3 separate regions of the Homo sapiens genome follow, and regions 2 and 3 are each linked to region 1. Evidence: chromatin contacts called from ENCODE Hi-C or POLR2A ChIA-PET data. All regions are on one chromosome and are shown on one strand. The core of a region is the stretch at or near the end of the contact, and the rest is flanking DNA. Distances in the headings are between cores, read along the strand shown.

The links. Hi-C counts contacts between places; a loop is a spot of excess contacts on that map. ChIA-PET counts read pairs that join two places held with the same protein, here RNA polymerase II (POLR2A). Pooled maps may share reads with other maps.
Region 2: a loop to region 1 is called in a map of cardiac septum, with 1.9 times the contacts of the local background. The contact joins the enhancer-like site here to the promoter of SEPTIN11 in region 1. A Hi-C loop is called at or near these places in 2 of 168 maps with a recorded cell type or tissue (cardiac septum and chondrocyte) and 5 of 50 pooled maps. POLR2A ChIA-PET finds 5 or more read pairs at or near these places in 2 of 52 experiments (AG04449 and BJ).
Region 3: a loop to region 1 is called in a map of IMR-90, with 2.1 times the contacts of the local background. The contact joins the enhancer-like site here to the promoter of SEPTIN11 in region 1. A Hi-C loop is called at or near these places in 3 of 168 maps with a recorded cell type or tissue (IMR-90, ascending aorta and chondrocyte) and 3 of 50 pooled maps. POLR2A ChIA-PET finds 5 or more read pairs at or near these places in 1 of 52 experiments (BJ).

The regions. Positions count from the first base shown.
Region 1 is chr4:76,948,130-76,951,611 of GRCh38, reverse strand. It overlaps SEPTIN11 (septin 11), which reads right to left and starts at 1,860. Exons shown (of 10, transcript NM_018243.4): 1 at 1,682-1,860. The coding sequence starts at 1,708. LOC105377294 (a long non-coding RNA gene) reads left to right here and starts at 2,047. Exons shown (of 3, transcript XR_001741739.2): 1 at 2,047-2,649. RefSeq lists silencers at 1,566-1,875, 1,906-2,085 and an enhancer at 2,996-3,075.
Region 2 is chr4:76,584,568-76,588,049 of GRCh38, reverse strand. All of the region lies in intron 2 of SHROOM3 (shroom family member 3), which reads right to left. Among named protein-coding and RNA genes, the nearest start is that of MIR548AH, 11 kb to the right of the region's middle. RefSeq lists an enhancer at 1,674-1,743. Within about 2 kb of position 1,974, at least 22 of the 41 ENCODE cell types and tissues checked have a DNase peak (open chromatin) inside an H3K27ac peak, as active enhancers do.
Region 3 is chr4:76,622,501-76,625,982 of GRCh38, reverse strand. The region is part of intron 2 of SHROOM3 (shroom family member 3); the gene reads right to left. All of the region lies in intron 3 of LOC105377290 (a long non-coding RNA gene), which reads left to right. Among named protein-coding and RNA genes, the nearest start is that of MIR548AH, 49 kb to the right of the region's middle. Within about 2 kb of position 1,547, at least 17 of the 41 ENCODE cell types and tissues checked have a DNase peak (open chromatin) inside an H3K27ac peak, as active enhancers do; they include IMR-90 and ascending aorta, where a contact is called at or near this core.

The DNA.
Region 1 (3,482 bases), core at 611-3,110:
TATCTAAAGCAGATATTGTTATTTTAGTTCTCTGAATCTATGCCTGCTAATAAGTATAATGGGGGGCAGGGGGAGGAGTAATTTAACCAGATAAATTTCACCTCTATAGACCTCAATTTTCTCACCAAAAATAAAACGACTAGCCCAGAGACTATGCAAATTCCCTCAGTAACAATAACCTACATGTGACCACTAATTATCAAGAGCACAATTTATGTGCAAAAGAAGACCAGAATTCTTAAAAGAGCCATGTCATTAAATCGTAGAGTTGAAAAGGCCTAAAAGACAGTCATGATTCGATATGACCGCTGTGTTTTCTGACTGCAGAAAACGTCTTTGAAAGCACCGCGGGCAGCCGAACCACCAAATCGAATTAGAATCCGCAAAGGGACCCATGAACTTCTCCCGAGGGGGTAGGGTGCAAAAGGCGCGCGTATCTGGGGAGGAGTTAGGCGGGGAGAGGGGGAAGAGCCGGGAGCCTGAGAGCACAGCCTTGCATTTCTGGGATTTCCGAGCTTCCAGTATCTCAGTAAGTCTTTCGTCTGTAACTACAAAATCTCCCGAGCCACCACCTGCAGCTGCACAGCTGTGGGAAAGGGAAGAAGAAAAAGGGAAGAGGAGGTGATAGACAGGGAAAGACATCGCCCGAGGCGCCCCCAAAGCCAGTAAGGCGAGTGGACTGTGAACATCGACGATGAAAAGGGGAAAGGGAAAACAGGAGGACTCCGCCTTTCCCACCCAGCTCCGCTCCTTTCAAAAAAAAGGAAAGGCCGCCGCCGCCCCTTCCTCCGCCTTTCACTTGGGGATGCGGAGCGGCCACTGAACCGCACCCTCGGAGTCCCGCTCCCCTCCGGCCCGGCCCCGGGGCGCGGACCGAGTCTTGCAACCCAGTAGGCGCGGCGCCTTGGCCCACACACTCGGGGCAAAGGTATCTCCTCCCTCCTACTCTCCTCCCTCCCGCCGTGGGGCACTCGATTCTTCACGCACCCGCCCGCCCTTCCTCTTCCTCGCGTCCCAGCCTCCTCAGCCCGCCGCCCCCGGCCTTTCAGCCGCAGAACATTTCAGTCCTTCCACCCACACCACAAGGGAGCCTCCAGAAAACTTTGTGTGTGTTATCTGGGGCTTTGTCCACATCCTGGGCAGGGCCCGCTCAGCCGGGTGGATGCCCGAGGGTGTCCGGGATCTCACAATGCGCTGGGGAGGCCACCACGGAAATCCCACCCCTCTGACCTGCTTCTACAGCAGTGCCACACGCAGCACTTCAGCTCGCAATTCCCATGCCCTGAGCGCCCCCTCGGCGCGGGGGAGACTGGAGGAAAGCCCCGAACCCGGCGCCCTTCTGGCTGTCACGAGGGAAGAGGTGCGCGGGCAGAGGGAGGCGGCTGAGACACGCCGCGCCTCAAAGAATTATTTTAAAGGGAACAGGAGAGGGGTCCTTTTTCTTTCGCATTCCCAGAAGAGGGGCGCGACGAGGCGATCCACTGTTGCATCACGTAACTGAGCCCCTGGGCTCCTAACCCCGACCCCAGACGCGCGCCCAAATTCGTGCACACACCCACAGCCGTCGCCGCCGCCGCGGGGCCGAGCACCCGCCCGGCTCCCCTGTGGTCCTCACCGCACCCGCCCCAGAGCAGAGACCACCCGGCGCCCGAGGAGCAGCAGGCGAGGCCCCAGCACTCACAGACGGTCTCCCCACGGCCACGGCCATCGCAGCTGCGGCACCGGCTCCGGCTGCGCCCGGGTGCTTTACGCCGACTCCGGCTGCTGCTAGTGCTCGGGCTCCGGCTCGCCTCCCTCGCGCCTCCCTCGCGGCTGCGCTCTGCTCGCCGGCGTCCCGCTGGCAGCCAGCGGCATCTGCTCCCCCCACGCCGCCGCCCCTCCCGCTTTATTAGAGCAACATGGCCACCCGCCTGGAAGGGACCATTCGCTTCCCCAGGAAGGGGTGTGAGCCTGCGCGCCCGGCCGCGGTGGTGGGCGGGAGGATGGTGGGCGGGCTCCGAGCCCAGCTCCACTGGCCCCGGCCGCGGGGCTCGCCCCTCCGTCCCCAAACGACCGTCTCCGCTGCCATGAGATGCCGACAGCCTGTGCGCTGGCCGCCACCCCCTGCTCCATCAGGTGCTGGAATCTGAGTAAAAGCCTGGGCGCGAGCTCCCAGCCCCGGGGCCTGCCACCGGCTCCACGAAGCGGGCAGCTCCAGCGGCCGCCGGGAGAAGGAAGGGCGACCGGGGGAGACGGGTCGCAGGGACAGCACGTGGCGGAAAGTTAGCCCCGGACTAGCACGCCCCACCCGGAGAAGCCGGCCTGGAAGGGGCTGCGGACCACCAGGCGGAGCGGTGGGCGACCGAAGTGCGGCTGGGCTGGCCTCCTCGTCTCCGCACTGGAAGAATTGCCCTTCCGCAAGTCTTCCCTTCCCACATGGGGGCCCTCCAGGCCGCACCTCGGTCGCCCACCGCTTCCCTTGAGAAGGGAGACTAAAGACAGGCATCTGGAAGCTGTCACTGTGGCGCGCGGGCAGACAGGGGATCCCATTGGAGAGGAAGAGCCGTAGTAGTCGCTGCTGCCTTCGGCCGACCCAACGGCCGCCTGCTTGGGAGGAAGAAAAAGAACGCCCCCGCTGAAGAATTAAGGCAGCCATTGGTTGCTCTAGGGGTAAGGACCGAGGCCTCCCCTGGGTGTCACTGGAGCAGCCACACGTGGGGGATCAGCCGACTTCATTCGATCGCTGGCGACAGACCCGGCGACCCGTAGGAATGCGCGCTGGGGCTGCGGCTGGAGGGCGTGGCGACGGCAACAGGCGGGTGGCTCGAGTGGGTGCGACTCTGGGCGCGTGGGACTGAGAACTCCTCCGCCGTGGGGAAGATTTTTTTCCCAGCAGATGTTGGGGTGTTACTGCGTGTCTGAGGGGCCGGCGGAATGGAGGGGTCCCGGTGCGTGCAGGGCAGCGAGGTGTGTCAGATGAGCTGTGGATCCCTGCGGCCCCACGTGGGCCGGAGAGGGGGGCCCACGACAACAAGCGATTGAGGACAGCGATGGACAGGGCGGGGAACCAGCTGGGTGGAAGCACAGGGAGTGTGGTGAGGAGGGAAGGGCTGTGATCTGCCCTCGGTACGACGCCCCAAGGGACAGCCTGGCCTCCTGAATTAGGGAAAAGACAACCGGTCTCTTTAGACGGGCGCCTCAGAGTCTGACCTGAGTCTTCAAACGCCCAGATCCCCTGGGGCCTTGAGTCTCCCTGTCCCGCTGGCCCTGCCTCGCCTGCGCTTCAGGACTCCGACGCCCCCGCAGCCTTGGGCTAAGGGTCAGTCGTCCCCGGGCGCGGGTCCGGCTGCCCTGGAACTGATGCTGGATTTCGCTGGTAGGTGGGCTAGGGGCTTGGTCACCCCGTCTGAATTCCACTGTCAGGACAGCTGTGGAACCGCCAGAGAAAAGTCTGGCCATGAAAGAAAGGTGAGGGGCGCCGACGCAGAGCTTATTTATTCAGT
Region 2 (3,482 bases), core at 725-3,224, 360 kb after region 1:
TAGGGCTAAGATTAGGGAATAAGATGAGGGTATTTATCCCTCTCCATACAAAAAATGATTTACACTTAACTCAGGAAATTACCTTTGATTTATATATTCTCTAGGTTGTAATTCATAACCGAAGGTAGATTTTTGAAATATAAAAATGTTCAATATCTATTTAGCTTTCCAATGTTCATTTCTCTTTAACAACTTCAACATTTATAAATTCACTTTGTGTCTACCTACCTATGGATCCATATTTTAAAATCACTTGCATATACACTATATTTTTAAGTGATTGCTGTAGACTTGTGTGATGATCATATTTCATCTGATGGGTAATGCCATTTCTGGTGCTTTTATTCATCAAAGCAGTAATTTTTATGTTTATATTAAATGTCACTAATGTGTTATTTTATTATAGGAAAATGTTTTTATAAAGACACTTTAGCTAACTGCTGAAAAAAATGGAAAACTCCAACTGGCTGTAATCATTGGAAGAAAAAACACACTTGAGGATGATTAGCACAGATTTTGAATGACCTGTTTGCCCTATTGCTGTTTATCACTTGAACAGAATCATTGAGAATGGGTAAACACCTTCCTTTCATGAAGGTGTTTACATCCTTGAAATTAATGAGGTGGGAAAAGTAGTCTCAGAACCTCTTTAGATTTATAAAGAGAACTTTACCCATTTTCAGAATGTTTTCAATGAAAAAAATTTAAATCCAAGGGAAAATTACCTTCCTTCCTATCACAACAAAACAGACAGGGTGAAAACACTAGTCCCAAACCACCAGTCTTTTTTATCAATCTTCAATTATTAAATCCTCAAGTTACAAATACGGTGACAGCAACCCCAGAGAAAAGACAGGATGGTCCCTGAAGTATGTGTCAATTGATTTACAAGTAAAATGAAATCAGAGCATAGTTAAGGATTAATCAGAATCACACAGAAGCACGTTCTTAAGCATCTCAACTGTTGCTTAAATGTAGGTGCTTGCATTTATAATCCGACCTTCTCTGAAACATAAAGGATGAGAAGAGTGAGCCAACCAATCAATACAATCCAATTTTGCTGTTGAAGTGCAATTCATTGATTCACCCATGTCGAACAAACCTAAAAAAGAAAAGCTGCCTTCATATCCCAAATAAGAAAGTTAAAGATAGCTTTAAAAATAAGTTATAATTAAAATTAGGCTGTAAATCCTGAGGTTGCATGATTGGAGGGAGCCAAGATGTTCAGGCTGACTTGGTCTTATTATACAAGTTAGCATATATATTTGTTGGCCTTAACTAAAAGTTACTTTACTCTGTTATCATTTGAGCTTCTCATCAAATAGGAAAAAGTGCCCGTTGCCTGAGAGGACTAGAGTCATTTGTCAAGCTCTCTCCTCCCCATGTACATGTTTCTTTATTCTTTTATATTATTTTGTCAGCATATCTGACAGCCCAAAACCTTGGTGATTTCATCACAAAGGCCTAACTTGAACAACTTCCCTACCTCTCTTTAGTTTACCTTCCCAATGCTGGCATTTCTGCCAACATCGACGGAGAAATAATGTCATCGAGAAATCGTTGGTTTAAAATGGACTTACCTTAAGGAAGTCTATGCCCAGGCAGGTCCATTGTCCTCAGTTATCTGTTGGTCATTTCTGTCCTGCGTGACACTGGGCCAAGGCTGGCCCACCGCGGGGGCTTGGTGGCTTGGGGGAGGTGGCCTAGAGGCACGGTTCTGGCCCAGGAAGGATCCGCAGGAGCCAGCCCGAGGAAGACAGAGCTGAGACACAGGTGTCTGACACCACAGACGCACCTCCGCTGGGAACCTGGGCTGCCCTGATTAGCCAAACACAAAAGGCAGTTTGAATGACTGCCTCCTCCCGGCCAATCGCCGGCCGCCTGCCTGACAGGAGCTGGCCCGCTGATGTAAGGGGAAGTCCACTCGGCCAGAACCTGAGAACCGGTTTCCACCGCGCTGGCACGCCGACTCCGGCGTGCATTCCCGCCGCCACTTGCAGGAGCTGCCTGTCGTGCTGTGGTGTCCTGCCCGTCCCCAACAAGTGTCGCTCTAGGGTCCTCTGACTCATAAACACGACGTGCTGTGAAGACCATTAAAGCGAAGGTAAAGAAGAACACAGCGTCGGCAGCTTTATCTGCCCTTCCTCCCAGCCCTGGCGAGTCGGGCTTCTTTGTAGCTAATTAAGTTCAATTTTTAATTAGCTATGTTTTTTGCAAGCAACAGTTTCTTCCAGACACTGGGAGAAGAGACAGGAACAATAAAGAAAGATCTTTCTACAGTCATTGTTCTCAACAATGAAATTCAGTATTATAAAAATCACCACAGACATAAAAATAGATCATTTATAATAAAGATGCTGCTCATAAAAAAAGACAAAACAACAACACCACATCGCATCTTAAAATTCAGCACAGTGGGGTGCGATGCAGCCCGCCTTTGTAGATGAAATCATAACAGGTTTCCTAAACTCCATCCAGTTACAGACTTTACTTAAATCTATCATCTGAGGCCCTGAAACCGCAATCCTTCGCAGCTGTATGGATAAGTAGTGCTTGATTCAAGTTTGGTATTTGCCCCAGACTGTAGGGGTCAGCTTAACAGTAACCATAGACACAAAGAGAGAGAGAAAGAGAAAAGGAACAGCACACACAGAAAGAAAATGGGACTCCAAGAGTGTCTGAGTTTATGGGTATGTAAATGTATTTTCCTTAGAGCCATCATGATGGGAAAATAATTATAGAATACACAGACAATTTATAAATTTCCTTGCAAAAGAATTTGAACAAGATTTGCAGGTTATTTTTAGGCACAGAAAGAAGAGAGAAAGGGAGCATGCCCCCCTCCCCACACACACAGAATTCTGAATTCACAGTGGCATTATTTTCTACCAGCAGTAGTAATCATTCCAAACACCAACAAAGTCTGAAGCATCCTCAAAGTATCATTGCATTTCAAAGGTGATACTAATTTTATTGAAAGATTGTTCCTGTTTTAACTAGAATGTCTGTCTCTCTAGAATGTTCCACTTGAATTCCAGAGTTATTTATATCTCTATAATGTGAAATCTAAGGAAATGAAATTGAGGCAAATGTGGGATAGGAATGGGGTGGGGCACAGAATCATCTTTCAAAAGAAGAGAAGCCTCCCACTAGATCTGGCATCATAGATGCATTCGTTCAAAAGTAGCCTCCTTTTTTCTTAGGAAAGCACTGTTCTTATCCCAGCTTTATGTTTTCCTCTCCCCACCATGCAACCTCCCCAAAACACCACCACAGAGTGGAATTTCCTTCCATCATAGGCTACTCCCAGCAAGCCAGAGTTCAAGAGCAGCCAGGCCGTGCAATTCATTTTGAATATGTCAAATTTAACAACCTCCTGCTGCAGACCAGAGCTCATCTCCACTATGCGGAATGACGAATGGTCATGTTTGACGTTTGTTTATCACAATCAGCCGGCTAGTATGGGAACGCCATTCCTGAAA
Region 3 (3,482 bases), core at 298-2,797, 330 kb after region 1:
AAAGCAAACTGAGTGACAACTAGACTCAATTGAGCCTTCAACAAATATGTGCTGTATAGCTACTGTATGCCAGGCACTGTGCTAGGCTCTAAGTATAATAGTGAGCGAGATGGAAACAGTCCTTGCTCACAAGTTGCTTAGAGTCTAAAAAGGAAGAGAGAAGTTTAAATACAATATGGTTAGTTATAGGGGTAGACAAAGACATGATGTCATGAGAATATTTGCCAGCCTTTAGAGAGGGGAGGATAAGCCTTCTAGTTAGAGAAGTAACACATAGGAAGAGGCAGAAAGTATGGTATGCTCAGGAACTGGACATGGTTCTCGGCGATTGGAGTGTGAAGTAGGAAAGGAAGGATGCTGTGGTCAGGTATGAGGCTGGAGAGAAACACTTCCTATATTGTGTGTAAATCTTGACTTTATCTTGATGAGATGTGAGCAATGAGGGCTTTAGGTAATGCAAGAAAAGACAGACAGAGGGAGAGGCTGGGTGGGAGGAGGGACTAAAGAGGGAGAAGGAGAGGGAGGGAAGTGAGGGGTTGAGGGAGAGGGAGGGAGACAGAAGATTGGTTATCACTGTTGAAAATGAAAAGATTTGTTTCATATCCCCAAAAGAAGAATGTTCTGTTGTATTTTATTTTGGCATAGCTGTATAAAACTAAGAAGCTAGCTATTTGGGGTTAGGTAAAAAATTTGAAAACAGAATATTTAAGGCCTATAGTTTCTCACCAGGATATTTTAAACTATGTTCAATAGCACCTATTAGAATTTACTTTGGGGCTGATGAAGCTGAAACTGTAACCATACTGCTATTGTAGTTTGGAAATGATTTTGGTTCCTGGCAAAGCAAAGATTTGGCTGATCATCTCATTTAACATGGGAACTACAGCCCAAAAGTACTGCATAAACTAGGAGTCTGGCATTAAAATATCTGCGCTCTCCTTATACAATTCAAGGGTACTTGAATTACCAAGCAAGGCTTACACAGGAACCTTTTCAATTCCAATAATAATATAATATCATTGTACTGAGGTTAATGAAGAAACAATAGGTCATAAAGGCAAAAATTATGAAGCATATGCTATTATTCTTTTTAACTCAGAAAAATACTAAAATCCATTGTAGACCACATCAAACAATTTTGTAAACATAGCAAGTCTTACCTGGCTTTAATTCAATCTTTCCAATGTTCAATATTATTAAATCCTAAAAGAATTTGAGGCAGCTCTGGAATATGCAACATATACACTCATATTAGTACAGATGTTAACACATTGATTCATTTCAGACACCTCTTTATAATTTCTGTTTGGCTTCTGAGGCACAGTCCCACTTTAAAAACACCACGATAACCACTCTTTTTAAAAACGTAACAGAGAGTCGCCAGATACCAGTATTCACGTGTAGTGGTAACTGCTGGGAATTCTCATGCCCCTCACCCACCCTTGGAAACCCGAATAACAAAACAGGACTCAAGGCCTTCTGAAATTACTCAGGCTGGAGCAAATGTTGCTCATGCTTCATCTCCCAGGAAACCTAAAAACTTCCCAAGAATGAAGTCACCACGGGAGCAAAGCAGGCAGCTGAGTGAACTCTGGAGCTCTAATGTACTGTCTTTTGTAGACAACAGCTCTTCGGTGTTAAAGCCACAAGACCAAGAGCAGACACAGCATCCAGAAGAAAACCTCTATTGGCAAGCACAAGACAGTGATCACAGATGTGGCCCCAGACGACGGAAGGACAGGAGTGCAGCACGCTGAAATGTCGGAATACTACACGCCTGCAATTGCCTTTCCCTCTGGCATTTAATGAGAAATAAAAAGCACATGTGAAGGTTTTATGATCATTTTAATTATGTGTTAAAAACACTATAGGTAACTCTTTTGGAATGTCCTTTTCTCTCCAACATAAGCGGATATTTGAAAAATATTTGGTTAGAAAAATTAAAATAACCTAAATTTAAAATCCATGTACAAGAATGACAAATACAAACATGATAGTGGTTAAAAGCAAAACAAAACTAAAATAGAATTTCTCTCAGAAATAAACCATCTCCACTGTATGCTTTAGAAAGAAAATGTAGAATCCTCAGTTATGGCGTATGAGTATGCAAGGAATATCTTTCTCCCCTTCCCCCGCCCAGATCTCTCATTTCAAATCCCAGGCGTGTTCATTCAATTCCACACTCTCAGCTCACACTGCTGAAAAATGCTTGGGTGTTTTGTGCAAATCCAAAGCTAAATAGGAAAGAGACAGAAAAAGATTTAGAGGCATAATAATCTTGAAAGAAAATAGTTCTGTATCATGTTTGTCAGTTAATGGGGAAAAAAAGTGCTTTAGGAAGTTTTAATTGAATAAGAACCTTTAAAATGTCATCTTTCTTCAAAGAAATATTTGTGCATATTGGATAAGAAAAATGTAGAATGTTCATGCTAACTCCTTGAAAAGAGCCAGATCATTTGGCCTATGTAGTAAATGGAGGATTCCGAGTGGTAGTCCAGTGCTTTCCTTGGAACCTCTGGCAATTAACTTTCTAGCTAGGAGTCAAGTTTTATAAACTGTTAAGTGACCAGGCAGACAGACTGGCTCTACAAGGTAATGTTTCCAATTTGACTCATGCTTATGGTCTTTGACTTTAAAAGTCATTTGTAGTCCAAGTGACACCAGACATTCTTAAAACTGGTATACTAAGGGATCAGCTTAGACTTTTGGATTTTGGTTGACTTTTTGCATTGTTGCCCACAGACTTGGTGCAGCAGGAGATACCTGTTATAGGGAAGAAGGAAGAAAGGAAGAGAAAAGAAAAGGAAAAGACCAAAATGCATCTCCTGGAAGCAAAATATCCCAAACTTGAAAGAGGAGTCACAACTTAAATCAAAAGCATGAAATGTGTTATAAGGAGGTCTTTTCCCTAAAACAAATATATTACTAAAACAGTAAACAGTGGTATGCTGTAAATCATAATCTTTTGCCTAATGCATTCCTAAAGTTTCATCCTAAGAGCAAACACCAGTGAGAAATGGACACTCAGGAACCCAGATAACTCAAAAGTTGGAAGGAAGCTGTCTGCAGTCATTTTCATTAAAGAGATAAGATCACCTGGCCCTCTTCAGTAGCTTTTACACTTAATGTCCCTCCCTCCCGACTCTCAAAGCTATAAACCTGAGAAGAAAAAACCCAGCTTTGCTTTTAGCCACAACTCTAGCAATTTAAGCAAAGACAGGGTAGGGAACAATAAAAATATTCATGGCCATCATGAAGATTTACCATAACACCCATTATACTTTCTTGGTGGAATTACTTCCCCGTGGCCTCCTTTCTTCAACCAAGGAAAAAATATGCCTTCCAAATTCCATTTTTTGTTCCTTCTTGAGCCAAAAATATAATCTATATTTGCTTAAAAGAGGGTTCTGGAAAGTGAAAGAGCCTTTATCTGCTTGTGAGAAATGGAATTAACTGAAAATCAAATGGAAACTTTGGTAGGA